Regions from separate parts of the Homo sapiens genome. Here region 2 is linked to region 1. The links are chromatin loops, found by intact Hi-C in ENCODE. Cell type or tissue: endothelial cell of umbilical vein. All regions are shown on one strand.

What was found. Peaks named below come from ENCODE experiments on the same cell type or tissue, not always from the same donor. Only the 100,000 strongest peaks of a DNase experiment are listed, where the experiment ranks them.
Region 2: a loop joins it to region 1, with 5 times the contacts of the local background. A loop is called at or near these places in 2 of 110 quality-filtered maps.

The regions. Positions count from the first base shown.
Region 1 is chr14:21,864,212-21,872,211 of GRCh38, reverse strand. It overlaps TRA and TRAV13-1. Among named protein-coding and RNA genes, the nearest start is that of OR4E1, 190 kb to the right of the region's middle. In endothelial cell of umbilical vein, a CTCF peak has its summit at 3,569 (motif pointing left); DNase peaks (open chromatin) are centred at 3,581, 4,491 and 5,551; H3K27ac peaks cover 2,250 bases.
Region 2 is chr14:22,095,471-22,103,470 of GRCh38, reverse strand. It overlaps TRA and TRDV1. Among named protein-coding and RNA genes, the nearest start is that of TRD-AS1, 380 kb to the left of the region's middle. RefSeq lists a silencer at 2,885-3,179 and an enhancer at 2,885-3,179. In endothelial cell of umbilical vein, a CTCF peak has its summit at 3,055 (motif pointing right); a DNase peak (open chromatin) is centred at 3,050.

The sequences.
Region 1 (8,000 bases):
ATCAGACATCCTTGAATTTCCATGATCTAATATATTATTACCCTTCACTTTCATGGCCCTGAGTTGTTCACTCTGCCATCATAGGTTGTCTTACTATCAACTGGTGACTTGTAGGTCCATATTACTCCTAGTATCTGGAATCCTATATAGTTCATTCTTTCACAAACTTATCTAGATAAATAAACCCATTATACTCAGTCCTTATACCAACAGGTACAGTTTTCTTTCCTGGCCTTTCATTTAATCAGCCTTTACATGACCTAAGCCTGGATGAGTTGGTATTTGGAAAAAAATTCCAGAGAAAGACTGCCTTTCAACCTTGTGAAAATGACCTTATTAGGTACTGTTTATTACCAGTTCAACAGTTAAAGTACGAGGAATTGATCTGTGGTTACTTTGTACCAATTAGTTTGACATTATCCATCCTTAAATGGCAAGAATTGAGAAGTTATTCATATTACAGATATTAAACTGAATTTCTTCAGAGACTATTTAGGGGCTTTTCAGAAAATGAGTGCAGACTCGAGGTCCTTGAAACACATGTATAAGTGGATAAAGTAGACAGCTCCATGCAAGTATAATCGAACAGTATTATCTAGATGACTGGAACCAGTGGTTGTTATACTATCTTTGCATTCTTTTCTTTTTCATCCATTTGGTGGTATTTTTCAACTCTAATGGTACAACGTTGCATATATTTGTAATTTTTTTCCACTTTGTTATTTTGTTAATAAAACAATTTGCTTAGGTACAGGCTTTACTTGAGGTAATAACCATCCTAACACTTTTCACCTCTACAAAGCCACAGCTAGTGCAAAAAATTTAAATAATTGTGAGATATGTCATTCTATGCTAACTCCTGGGAAAATCCAAGTATTAACCATACCCAATTAATATGACTAAAATACATTTCGGTCAATACACTTAGCCTTAAAATGTTAGAGAAATATCTATTGATAAAAATTTAGGGTAGTGTTGGTACAACTAAACTTGATGTGTTTAACTCTGATTCTAGGAGTTGGTTCAATCCTCAACTGAACCTCTCCATTATCAATTGCCATACCGTTTCCTTAAACACTATACTTGCCATAGTGTTTCTTTAAACTGTAAATCAAACCTCCAAAGAAATTCAAACATTTGAAATGTTGAGTTATTCCTGTAAAATGACAAAAGTTTAAAACATTCAGGTATAGAAAAAAAAGAGTGGTAGCAGAGATGATGATCATGTATGTGCCCAATGGTGTGTGCTTTCTGTAACCAAGATTCAGACTTTTCAAAAGATTATATATTGTATAATTCCACCCATGTGACCTCCAGAAAAAAATAAAAATATAAAAGAACAGACCAAGGTTTGCAAGGAGTTTGAGATGGAGGTGTGATTTCACACAGATCACACAAGGGAGTTTTTGGGATGAGCAATCTGTTTCGTATCATAGTTATGTAATGGTTACATCAAACTATGCAATATATCAAAATTCAAATTTCACACATTGAACTGCATATCAAAATGTGTTCCTTTTTAAGTGATAATTTAAAAACTGAAAATTGTAAAAACTGAGAAAATAAAATAAAGCAATTGATGTGGTTTCTATTTTTCTATCTGGAACTCTGATTTTCTTTCTCAACTTCTGAAAAAGATAGCACCAGGCATGCCAACTGTGGTAGGCAAAATAAGGGCTCCAAAAAAGTTAGGCCCCAGTCCCTGGAATCCATGAAAGTTATCTTATATAGCCAAGGGAAAAAAGACACTGCAGATATGATTAAGTTAAGGATCTTGGGATGAGAAGTTATCCTATGTTATATGGGCCTTAAATATAATCACGTGTGTGCTTATAATAGGGAGGCAGAGGGAGATGACAGAAGAAGAGAAGCAGTGCAACCATAGAGGCAGAGATCAGAGTGATGGAGCCACAAGCCAAGAAATGCAGGCAGCCCTCAGAGCCGGAAGAGACAAGGAACAGCTGACCTTTCTTGTCCAGCTGTTTTAACCCTAATTTAATCTAACTACTTTCCCTATAAGAACAAGCCATAACAGCCAAAACTCAGCCAGGAGGAATTGTTCTCCCATTCCAACTGCTGATTAGATCCATCCTTAGGAAGAATACAAGAGATCTTGAAATTAGCCTACTCTTGACCACAGGTGGGAGAAATAGGGAATTAATTATTTATGCACCTTCTTTATTTCCACTGATTTATCTACAACACTAAAAGATATAACTCTTTTAAAAGAAATTGTGGTAGTAATGTTTAATTCAGTCAAAACATGAAAATGAGGCAGGGAGATTTTTAGCAAGCTGTCTGTAAATTAACCATTGGTCCAAAGTCCTGTTGTAATCTACTAATAGAATGTGTAAGATAGGGCCGGTTGCGGTGGCTCGCGCCTGTAATCCCAGCATTTTGGGAGGCCGAGGCGGGTGGATCACTTGAGGTCAGGAGTTTGAGACCAGCCTGGCTAACATAGTGAAATCCCGTCTCTACTAAAAATACAAAAATTAGGCTGGGCGCAGTGGCTTAGGCCTGTAATCCCAGCACTTTCGGGGGCCGAGGCGGGAGGATCACGAGGTCAGGAGATCAAGACCATCCTAGCCAACATGGTGAAACCCCATCTCTACTAAAAATAGAAAAAATTAGCTGAGCATGTGAAACCCAGTCTCTACTAAAAATACAAAAACATTGAACCTAACCTTTTTATTATATGCTTTAAATGTCAATATGTTAGTTTCAACTTGCAAACAAACAATATGACAAATGCTATAATTGACGATCTATGACAAAGGAAAGGGGGTGCAGCTTCAGCTCCAGTCTCAGGTTTGTGTACGGGTAGCAGGTGCCTGGGAAGCAATGTGTACTTGCTGCACAGAAGTAGACAGCCGAGTCTTCAGGTTGGGTCTCTGTGATGTGCAGGGAGAAATGTTTGGCTGTCTTGTTCAATGTAACAGCAATTCGTTGGTCTTTCTTTTCGCCCACATTTGAACGAATGTCTATAATAAGCTGAGGTCCTTTTCCAAGTTCTTGCTTATACCAAGGGAAGTAGTTTGAGGCACTGTCTGAATAAGTACACTTGATAACAGCGCTGTCTCCCTCCTGGACACTCAGGGTTGAAGGATGCTGCTCCACATTCTCTCCATTCACCACTATGCAGAAAGAAAAAATCAGAGAAAGAAGAGGGATTGTTAGGTCATTACTCTCTAGAATTATTTTTCATAGTAACGAGAGGAAACCTGAATAAAGCAAGTCTCCTCTTTGAACTGCTGAAGAATATTCACTAATATACTCTGTTACCCAAATACCCTCAACTCACAGTCCAGCTGCAGCCACAGGAATATAAATACAGCTCGAATGGATGTCATCCTTGTTCTTCCCAATTAAGATCAGTCATTGACCTGCAACCTCCAGTTATAAGAGTTACTTCTATCATCAGGTTGTCTCTTCTCTCCTCTGGCAGCCATAGGGGTTTCTCACACTGTGTAGCCAACCAATAAGAAAAAGGCTCTGCTGCTACCATAAACCTATTCATTCAGGACACACTAAAGTGAACCCTGTATTCTGCCTCAGCAGAGGAGCACTGCCATCTTGTGGCCACATCCCTAACTACTGAACTTGCTGGTTGAATGTTTTTCTCTAACCCTATGAGGCACTCAGGTGCACAAAAGCAGCAATGAGTCAAACAGACTGGGTGTTCAATCAGAGATTAAATGCACAGTAAGAATGTAGAGATCTAACTCTATAATTATGCACACTACTGAGTCATTATTCATAAATTATAAAGAAGTAGATGCTGTTGATATTTATTCAATGATGGGCTGAGTTTATGTTTGAAATTAAGAAAATACCATAATTCGCTCTCATAAACAAGAAAAAATAATGCCTTCCTTTTAGGTTAAGTCTACTATCATGACTCGTTTGTTATGAAGAAAACTCTTTCTTTAGGCAATATGTAAGCCAAAGATCAGAGCAAGAGAGAGAGGACCACTCAATATTTCGAGTGCGTATTATCTCAGGTTCTGCTTCTCAAGCCTGGGCCATGACCTTGCTATTCCCAGAGAATTGACGGTACCGACAATCAAAATGTTGAATATTTCTTCAGTAAAGATGGCTTTAATAAAAGGTAAAGAATTAAAGTACAATGATAAAGGAGGAGGGGGACAAGTTCCATGAGTTATTAATACTCCAACAATAGGAATAGTTTGACCCATAGACTGGGCTGGTTTGCAAGGAGAAATCTGGCATGTTTTAAGAAGTCTTTTCCTATGGCTATGTGGCTTGCTTTCTGCAAAGTGTTGAAAAAACAAGAAGAAATTCTCAGAAAACATCAGGCTGCAGATTCAAAAAATGTAAGCATATGTAACTTTATTATTGAGATAATTTTATTTTTTGATATCAAAGTGGATGATATCAATATGATATGTGCTTAAACACAGTGACTGACTCATATCTTTAGTGGAATTTCCTCTAAAGTATGAGTCAACTCTTCTGTCATGAACTGCTGTTGTCTCAGCCATTGCTGGCACAGATTCCATATCTATCATTTTTCTCCCAAACTCCACCATAATGTTTTTCTCCAAGATATTGAGAAAGTCCTTCAGTCCTGTATGTTTCCAGGTTTATCTGTTTCTGCCAAAAAAAAAAAAAACTTTCTAATCTACTTTAACTTTTGAAATTTTAAAATTACTTCTGTAAGAATAAATTAATGGAAGGCTAAATATTTCCTGTGCCTGTTAGCAGAATAGTACAAATAGAAAACTGACAGTAAAATACTGATCATGAGAAATGGTACCTGGGAAACCAAGACTTTCTCATTTCCAGGAGGAAAGCCCCTTTCCTGTGATTTGTACTCACTAGTCTGCTGGAGTTATAGAGACTAAATCTAATTATTTATTCACATCTCACACCCTTAAATATTTACAGACAGCTATGATTAAGAATCTCAACTCAATACATAAATATATGTATATATATAATGTGTGCTTTTACATATATGAAATTTCTCCATTCTAAGGATCTTCAGTTATCTCACCCATTCCTCATACAATTATCAAATCCTTCATTGAGCAAATTACTTTCTTCTTGGAGACAGATACATAGGTTAATATTTGTCCTTTTGAGTTACGACATCCAGAACTGAATGTAATGGTCTGAATATGACCACTCACATGGAGCACAGCGTTCCGTATATTAACTGTACCTTGAATATAGCCGTGCCCTGGACAAAATTCCCAGCCTGGTGATTATTTCGTTTTTTGCCAGACTCATTATCAAAGGGTTGGCCCGGAAAAGCTTTTCCAGCACTTTCATGAACTGCCAGCTACACAGGGGCAATGTTCCCCTTAGCTTCCCAATTTCAGTGATCATTTTTAAACAATGTAGAGTGATGCTCCTTATGTTCACATCCTTCTTTCAAGGAATATCCACCCACCATAAGGTACACATCTTGCTATTTTTAGGAAAATTCTCAGAAATACATCCAGGGGTTGAGGATGGCACCATCACTTTTGGCTCACTCCTACAGAAGCCAGTGAGTCATGGACTGATTTGCTGGTAGAATAACAATGGCTCAGCCTCATGAGTATCTCTGTGGCCCAAAGTGGCAAATGTTTACTTACACAAGTTGGAACTCTCCATTCTCATGGTCAAACTGATTGGACCAAGTCTTTCCCAGACCCAAACTGCAGAGGTCAAAGTGGCTGGATTTTCCTCAGTTTCTCTTTGCTCAGCAATGTGGTCCTGCAGGAATGAGGCAGAGGAAACAATACGAAGGAGGAAGGGAGGAAATCCAGTTTCTTTCTACTCCCGGCTCATCTAATGGTTCCATACTGGCATCTTGGATATGGTTTCTCTCTTTGTAAAGTGAAATTGGACTAAAAGATTTCTAAGTGCTTTTCTAGCTGTAAAATTATTTTATTCTATTTAACAGAGCAAATATTTATTAAGGACTAGTTGTGTACAGTGTAAAGTATGGGAATGCAAGGAGAAATTGTCTTGCATCATGGAACCCCAAAACCATTTTCACATCAATATGCAATCTAGTGGGTCTGAGGTTACCCTAACCAATCCTTGGGCCCCTTCAGAAGAAAAGACAAGGTCCTCCAGATGAGTTCCTATGTGAGTTTTCATTCCTCCTACAACATTAGTGATAGATGGTAGATCAACGGAAGCCTAAATCCATAGTAAAATGAAATCAAATGAGACTTTACTCGCTAAGTATAAAGGCCATCACAAGCAGTGATATGAGGGTGGACACCATGGCTGGGCTATAGGGAGGCAGGATTCTCCCTTCTGGATATCGATTTCTTATCTTTATAGCGTATCATGTCTGTCTTAAAGGAAACACACACACACACACACACACCTCAGCAACTTGGAGAACATGGAAGAAGTATAGGAGTTTACTAATATGTAAAGCAAAAGGCACTTTCTCAAACATCCTGATTGCTTTCAGACTTCAAAATCTCTCCTTCAAAATTTAGTTTGGGGATTCAAGATTCCCAGCTGGGCTGGCTGTACAATTTGTGGGACTCAGTGCAAAACGAAAATTTAGGATTTCTTATTCAAAAGGCAGGAAAAATAGCCATTAGGTAATAAACTGTAAAGTTTTTTTCTTAAAATATTTTATTACTTATAAAATGCAATAGGGTTTATAATGATACATAAGAAAAAACATAAAATTGGTTTAAAAATTTGGTGTCATAAATTAATATAATAATACTTTAATATGATATCTTGATTAATAAAATTTTATGGATCACTTTGCTGCAAATTAATTTATGAGGTTAGCAAAATTCATGCCTGGAGCAACTTCATTTTCAAGCATATAAATGAAAGCAATATCAAGTGCTCTTATTAAATGCAAAATCTTAACTAGAATTTTTCATTTCTAACTGCGAGAAGGATATTTCTGCTGATGCAACTGATACTGGAGCTCTTAAAAGTATTTTATATACTGTGACAACATTAGCATACTTATCTGATGGATTAACTGAAATATAAATTTTAGTAAATCAGTGGTTGATGGTCCCTGTGAAACAATTTTTCTAAAACAATTTATTTCTTACCACAAATCAGTTTTATGTACGTCTGAACTCAGTTTTCAATGTAAATTTACACAGTGCTGTTTTAATGTTTCCTCTGAAATTTTTAGTAACTTGTGGAAGCTGTATAAGAAACTAGAAATGGCTTAATGATATAGATATAATTCAAAATCCTTGTTTATTAATTTTATCACTGTATCTTCAATTATTAAAAAATTAATTTCAGGCCAGGCACGGTGGGTCACGCCTGTAATCCCAGCACTTTGGGAGGCTGAAGCAGGCGGATCACGGGTCAGGAGTTCGAGACCAGCCTGGCCAACTTGGTGAAACCCCATCTCTACTAAAATTAGCCAGGCATGGTGGCAGGGGCCTGTAATCCCAGCTACTCAGGAGGCTGAGGCAGGAGAATCACTTGAACCCAGGAGGCGGAGGTTGCAGTCAGCTGAGATCGCACCACTGCACTCCAGCCTGGGCGACAGAGTGAGACTCCGTCTCAAAAAAAAAAAAAAAGTTAATTAATTTCAATATTATCCTCTATGTTAAAACGTGGCTGTTCAAAACTTCACATGAAAATAATGCTCTTCAGATACTTCTCAAAAAAAAAAAAAAAGCATACAAGTGGAAACATGAAAAAAAATGCTCATCACTAATCATCATAGAAATGCAAACCAAAACCACAATGTTTGGCTTTTGTTAAAAAGCCAAAAAAAATAGCAGATGTTGATGAAGCTGTGGAGAAAAGGCAACACTTATACACTGTTGCTGGGAATGTAAATCAGTTCAGCAACTATAGAGAGCAGTTTGGAGATTTCTCAAAGAACTGAGAGTTCAACTACCATTCCACCCAGCAATCCCACTACTGGCTACATACCCAAAGGATAATGAACCATCCTACCAAAAGACATGTGTGCCCATATGTTCATCACAGCACTATTCACAATAGCAAAGACATGGAATCAACCCAGGTGCCCA
Region 2 (8,000 bases), 230 kb before region 1:
GCTTTGTTACATAGGTATACACATGCCCTGGTGGTTTGCTGCACCCATCGACCTGTCACCTACGTTAGGTATTTCTGCTAATGTTATACCTCCCCTAGTCCCCCATCCCCTGACAGACCCTGGTGTGCGATATTCCCCTCCCTGTGTCCATGTGTTCTCATTGTTCAACTCCCACTTATGAGTGAGAACATGCAGTATTTGGTTTTCTGGTCTTGTGATAGCTTGCTGAGAATGATGGTTTCCAGCTTCATTCATGTCCCTGCCAAGGACATAAACTCATCCTGCTTATGATTGCATAGTATTCCATGGTGTATATGTGCCACATTTTCTTAATCCAGTCTATCACTGATGGGCATTTGGCTTGGTTCCAAGTCTTTGCTGTAGTAGTTTCTTTTCTGTAGTTTCTTCTCCAGATGCATGGAGAAGATCATAGCATTCAGGTAACTTTATCATAGGAGAGTGAAGTCATGGCCACAATCACTCAGAAAGCCTACATGCTGTGGAGCTCATTTCTGGTGAGAACACCGATCCACTGATAAATTCACCCACATGTTGAAGGAGCAGTGTCCAGATCAAGAAGATATACCTCTAACAGCAGGGAGAATTCCTCTATCTATAATAGTAGGACAGAATCCTGCAAGGTATAGCCACACATTTGACCTGAAGTAAAGGCCAAGCCTGTTGGCAACTAAATACAGCCTTACGAGATTCTCTTTCTGGAAGAGTGCATGATCCTAGTTTCCTTCCTCCCCACTTTGGCCACAGGACAACTCAACTAGTAATATCAATCTTTATCATTCTTAACAGCCTAATATATCAGGGAGGATTCTAAATGTACCCACCCTGATAGTGAAGGGAAACAAGGTCAATTTGCTTTCTCTGTTTTGAGCAAACAGTGGGCCTGTATATCAACTCTTATGCAAGGAGTGTGTGTGTGTGTGTGTGTGTGTGTGTATGTGTGCACACAGAATTTTTTAAAACATAAAAATATATACATATACATGAGTCCTCTGAAAAACTTTTGCAACATAAAAGATAAGATGCATGCACTACAGAGAAAAATGCCTCAGAATTTTTTCTACCTCATATCCACAGTGAGTAAAGTGAGGGATTTATAGATAAAATTTTTAGTAAGATTATTTATTAATTCCCCCAAAGTGCAAAAATAAACCAATGTAGATAAACCAAAGCTAGTATTCAACTATTTAGCCTTTACATATTTAAATATTACGTTAAGAAACTTACAGGATATAAATCTTGACAATTCTGGATAAATAACACAAAGATTAATCCAGCTTAAACTGTTATATTAATATTTGAATTGCAAGGACTCTGGACATAATTTTACCTTTTGTGCATTCATTCAACAAACATGTATTGTTTGTGTCTCCTGTGTGCTAGGCATTGTTCCAGGCATGGAGAACATGGTGGTGAAGAGATAGAAAAGGGACTAGAGTGCAATGAGAAGAAGTTAAATAAATGAGTTTTTACAAAATAAGATAATTCTATACGGTGATAAGCTCTATAAAGACAATATAGCACTGTAATGAGATAGAGAGTTATTCTTGGGGTGAGAAAAGGTATCTGCTCTACATAAGGCATGGAGGGAAGGCTCAACTCTGACACTTTGTGATGCTAGGCAAGACATTTAATCTCTCTCATATTCAATTTCCTTTTCTGTAAGTAACCAGTAGCTTTTTGTTGGTACTGGGCTAAGCATTGGCATTTGTCATTTTGTTTATTTCTCAAAATAACCCTTTGTAGTAAGTACTATCAATATCCACATTGTAGGGATAAGGAGACTGAAGCATAAAAGTTATTAAGTAATTTGCTCAAGATAATTCAACCAATGAGTGGTAGGTCCAGAAATGCAATCCAAGCCTATATAATGGTTATGCCATTACATTATAAGTAATGGAAAAAGCAGAAATTACTTTTACACCAACCGAATAAATCATCTAATACAATAACTTCTGTATCTTAGGCACTCAACCAGATGCATTCAATATAGAAAATATTGGGGGGTTGGGAGACTGTATCTGAAATTGCAGTGCAGTCTATCCACAAGATAAAATTCAGTATTTTTCCGAGGGGCATTTTGCAATTTGCATAGCATATTTTATGTACTATAATACATATCCATGTTCTATCATGTTTCTTACTGTTAGTGGGAAATCAGTGGCGTTATGATGCTATATTGGGAGGTTGGGCAGCATATGATAACATGGAGAGAGTATGCTGCACTGTGTTCCCTACAATGGCTTATTTCTCTCCATCATTGACTCTTGTTCTCACTTCTTAGGATATTTCTATACTACAGTAAGGGACAGAGCAGTAGATGAACTCTCACTTAATAGAGAAAAACTTCCCACCTTGTGCAATAATGCCAACCTTTGTTTCCAAGGTATTCTATTAGCTTAAACCATCCCATATATTATATTTGCCATTTTGAAATCAATCAACCTCACATATTAAGGGAAAAATATTTTAAAAATGAAATTTAAAAAAGTCCCAGCCAGCGCCTCTGCCCGGCCGCCCCGTCTAGGAAGTGAGTGCCTCTGCCCGGCCGCCCCGTCTGGGAGGTGTACCCAACAGCTCCGAAGAGACAGCGACCATCGAGAACGGGCAGTGATGACGATGGCGGTTTTGTAGAAAAGAAAAGGGGGAAATGTGGGGAAAAGAAAGAGAGAACAGATTGTTACTGTGTCTGTGTAGAAAGAAGTAGACATAGGAGACTCCATTTTGTTCTGTACTAAGAAAAATTCTTCTGCCTTGGAATAAATAAATAAATAAATAAATACATAAATACATAAATAACTTGTGAGGTCTGGATCCAGGCAATGGAGACAAGACACAGTAGCAGGGACAAGCTGCGTAAGGGATAAAAATTGCTTCCTTCAAAGAAAAAAAAAAGTCTCAGCCAGTCCTGCTGAATCCTGTCTCACATGATTACTACCATGGGAAGGTTACTGACTGGTTCAGAAATGCTAGCTCCTATTGCAACCAGGCTTCATCACAGCTTAGCCCGTGAACACTGGAGGGCAGCAGGGAAGCCAGCGTAAACCTCACCAAATAGTTCAGCGGGACACCAGGTGGCAGTGCTTCAGAACTTGGTGCTTTAGTTCTCAACACGTGGAATACGCTAGAGCCTGATTCTCAAAGAAGGAATATACAATAGAAAGATTTCGATAAAGGCTTCACAAAGTGGTGACTTTTGCGTAAAGACGTAGAGGAGTTCAGAGCTACACCATGAGGTTTTGTGGGGGTATAGCATTGCAGGCAGAGTGGGCAAAGGCCTTGATATGGAAGCCCGCTTGGAGTGTTTAAGGAATAGTATCTCATCTTTCCCTCTAGCCTCTTGTGCTTCATAGCACACTACTGTAGAAGAGACTCACTGATACATTCAGCACTCTTAAATACTTAGTCGGTGATTTCCTCCATCTGTTGATCCTGAGGCAATTTGTGCCTAGGTTTGTCATCTTGTCATCCTCACTGAGAAAGCCAATGCTGCTGCTTTGTGGCTATTTGCTTCTCCATAGTCCAAACTTTGATTTTTTAGGAGCCCTCTAAGATGTTACACCCTGGCTGACTTTAGTTAGAGATGCTTTTCAAAGTTAGGGAAAGCTGTGTCTCATTTCCCAAATATAAAAAATTGGAAGACTAAAACCTATCTCGTAGGGTGTATGATGCTTAAATTAGGTAATGAATTTGAAATGTATAAATAGTGCCTGACATATAGTATGGCCAATGAATACCAACTTTCTTTTTTCCTAGTAAAACCTGCTTTCCTTCAGTGTTCCGGTCTTTAGCCTGTTACTGCTTTTTCTTCTTCCACTGAACATGGTTCAATGATGGACATGTTAAAAGAAAAACTTTAGACGAATTAAATTTTACAGAGTTTAATTAAGCAAAGAACGATTAGAGATTCAGGCAGCCCCCCACCAGACCAGAACAGGTTCAGAGAGACTCTGTCACTGCCACATGGTCAAAGAATATTTATGGACAGAGAAAGTAAAGTGACTTATAGAAAAAGGAAGTAAGGTACAGAAACAGATGGATTGGTTAAAGCTTGGCATTTGCCTTATTTGAACATGTTTGAACAGTTGGCCACCTATGGCCGAAACTTAGGGATTGGTAGAGAGCAGACTGTAGCCTGTTTATGCATCCTGTTAGGTTACAGGGCCCTATGTATGGAGAAACCTTTGCCCTGAGTTTTAAATAAATAAGGAGGCAGCTTTAGGCTAAACTTAATTTAACAGAAGTTTCTAGAAAACCTACTTGGCCATCCCTTCCCCTGGAAGTAGTCACTATTTTTCATTATCCTCTTGTGGTCATTTCCTCCTGGCTACATTAATACAACTGGGGTGCTGAAAGGGCACAGGGGGATCACTCAATGGGGTTTCATTTTCATTTTCCTAATGAGTAATTATATTAAGTGCTTTTTGTGTATGCTTATTACTATTAGATATCATATTTCTGAAGTGTCTCTTCAAGTTTTGGCCATTTGTATTGTTTTCTCATTGCTTGTTGACTTGTACAAGTTTTTTATATATTCTGCATTTGAATCTTTTTCAGAAATACACCAATGCAAATATAATTTCCCAATCTGTGCACTGACTTTCCACCTTTTTAACAATGATTTTTGACAAAGGGTTTAAAATTAGACTTTCATGTTCATAGGAAGCTAGCTAGAGAGTTTTTTTGTTTGTTTGTTTGTTTGTTTGTTTTGTAAGTACTCTAAAAATACTTTTTCCTCTTTGGCTTCTGTTGATTTTGATGAGAATTCAGCAATCATTCTTAAAGACATGATATATCATGATATATCATGATATATCAACTTTCTCTGGCTGCTGGCAAGTTTTGCTTTGTTTTAGTCCACTTAGACATTCTGAATATGGACTTTCCTTCCACATCTGCAGTGCTTCTGGCAAAACCACAGTGGTGGGCTTAGAGAATTCCTTACTCAACTTTATGGCATTCTGTATAACATTGCTCCTGACCAAGGAGCTTGTTTTATAGAAAGTCAAGTGTACCAGTGAGTTGAGGTGCTTGCTGAAAACAGATTATGAAATGGGTAATGGAAGAGGTAGTTATAGAAACCAGCTACAATCATGTGACCATTTGTGGAAAAAAAGACTATACTGTTATAAACATTTCTTTTTCATTGTGATATGAAAATATTAAAATACATGTCAACCATTTTTTACTCTCCTCCCATTTGCCTATACATAATAGTGAAAGATATGTTAATAAGTTACTCTTATAGCTTGTTATATCTCAGAAGCTAAACTACAGGATATCAATGGGAGAGTGTGACTCAGCTAGAAGAGGAAAGAACATCACCCAAAGATGAATAAATACTTTGTATTCTCTTTAGGGGAGAGGGTTAGGGTATGTGTGGTTGAATGAAGAACAGTGGCATCATATTGGCAGGAAGTATGCTTTTTAAAATTGCCTTTATTTGAAAGCTAAGTGCTATTAAAAGAGGTGCATATGGATGTCAAGTTTACAAGGTGGGGGTATTGTGGTAACTTTGTACTGTCTCGTCGTAACTACCTGGAAATATATTTCTAAGAAAATCCTTCCCTATATTGTTCTCGATTAAGTTGAAAAAAATTGTGTAAGGCAGGTGCCAGGCTCCAGGCACTGTGGCAACTCACATATGTTGCTCTGATCTGCTAACTCATCTTATTGTTGATTCACAACTCCCCCACTCCCCCCAGATCTCCTCTTTCAGCTTCTCTTTTTCTTGGGCCAAGTACCCAGGGAGCATGATAGCAAATAACACCATTTCTTCTGAAGGTCACCAACACTATGAGATTGAAGGAGGTAAGAGACAGACAAGTTTTAGTTTGTCCTCGTGGGTTCCACCTGTCACCATGGGTTCCAAAATGTCTTTACAAATCACAGCTTTTGCATGCTCTTGTCCATGTTCAACTCTCCTTCCCAAATGTGAGTCTAGCTGACCTAGAGTAAATTCAGCAAACAGCTTTGCATAGGAGTAAGAGCAGATTATGGCATCGTATCACAGAAATCTGGCATGCTTATCACGACTTTATTTTACACATGAAAAACATGCCCAGCCACAGAATTTAACAAGTGAGACTGAATAGTTTGGATTAATGGGATAGAAATGTGGTATCAGGAGAATTCTAGGACACATGATCTAAGAAGTACTATTCTACTTGTGAAGCCAATAGGACTGAATGTCCTGATCCTCTTCAGCCTAGTACATAAAACTCAGTGTCAGATTTTGAAAAGATTACATTTTATTCCTGTTACAATTTCATAAAAACATAAACAACTAAGTAACTTCCGAGAGCCACCCGTTCCAGCAATTGCATGAGGTCTAATCCTTATAATTAATCTTATTCTACATCTTTCACGATGGTTCTGCTTCCCTGATTGTATCCTAACTGACATAAAGCTTAAGAGGAAAGGGCTAAGGAAATGATTTTTATGGTGATTCAAGATAACTAGACCCAGATTTCTGCTGTGAGCATCGTTAAGTGAGACTGCCACTTTAAGTTATTATGTGGAAGTCTTTCCAACTTTAGACAACTTTACACATTTTCTGTATGATCTATTTTAAGTAAAAATTGAAGTATTAGAAGAAAGTTGCTCTGAACACCTGTTTCCAAGTGAGATAGAAGGAGGTTTTACTTGGAATTAAATCATCTGATCCAGACCACAGATTAAATCCACAGACCACAGTCACTACCCTCTCTTGCCTGAGATCTGCAGGTGTGCATTTCAGATTGGCTCCTGTAGCAAAGGATGGGGAGTAGAGGGGTTCTCTTATTGAGCCCTAGGGTTTTTGTTTTGCTTTTACTATCACTTCAAACACTGTGAGTTCCCCAAGAGCACAAAAGTACTTTGCTGAATCTTCTAGCTGTAAGGCTGAAATGGTTAAGGCGACGGATTTCGCTGCTTTCTTGAAGTTGACAGAATAGCGACCACTTTTTGCATTCTGTTCATCAGAACCCTGGCGAATAAGGAAAATCATCTCTTTGCTGGGAAGTTGCTTGTACCAAAAAATATAATATGACCACCAACTTGTTTCATACAGGCAGTTCAGGGTGACTGCTTTCCTCACTGGCATGGATACTGATGACTGGGCTTGAGTAACCTTCTGGGCCACACTTGATCCTGTGGGAAAAATCAGAAAACAGAGCTGATCCTTTGATATAGTGAATAAAATATCGTAAGAGCTAGACTAATTTAGGACCCAGAGACAAACCAAACTAAAATCATAATATGCTCGCTTTTTTACAATTTCTCCTTTCCTCCTCAAGTCCATGAGAAATACCATATGCCTGTTTGGAATCCTTCCATCCTTAACATTTTTACTCACACTTGGAACCATCCATACCAGAGTAGCTGAAGGCCACAAATACACACAGCAGGCTGGAGAACAGCATGTGGCATGTAGCTCTTTGCACAAATGTGAGTTGTGCTGCCTGAAGCTCAAAGTTCAGTGCCTACCAGGGCCCTGCGGTGTGTATATGTAGTTCCTGGGTTCTGATGCTATCTCCCCAAACAGGAAATTGAGTCTCATGTTCATAGACTACATGGCTATGCACAGATGAGGAAAAATGTCTGGCTCACCCCTGAATCTTTACTTTGTCTAGTTGTCTTTCCCTAGTCATTAGGATAGACAGAACCTAGAAAAGGGATATAAGAAAAGCAATTTGTATTGAGGGGAACTGCAGTTGAACCAGTTGACATACATTGATATTATTCATTTAGCATATATTTACTTTTTGCCATCAGAAACTAATTAAATTTAAAAGAAAAATACTCAGATATTTGACTTTCTCTGTGAAAGGCAGTCCTATTCTAAACAATTACTGCATCTCTTTCTTCCTCCTTACTGAGGTCTAGGGCCCTAGTTAAGTTCTATAATAAGTAAAGCTACTTCAAAATCAAATGATAAAAATCAGTCCTTCTCGACTTTCAGAAGCTGCTCAGTTTTTTATCTCTTTATGAAATTATAACAG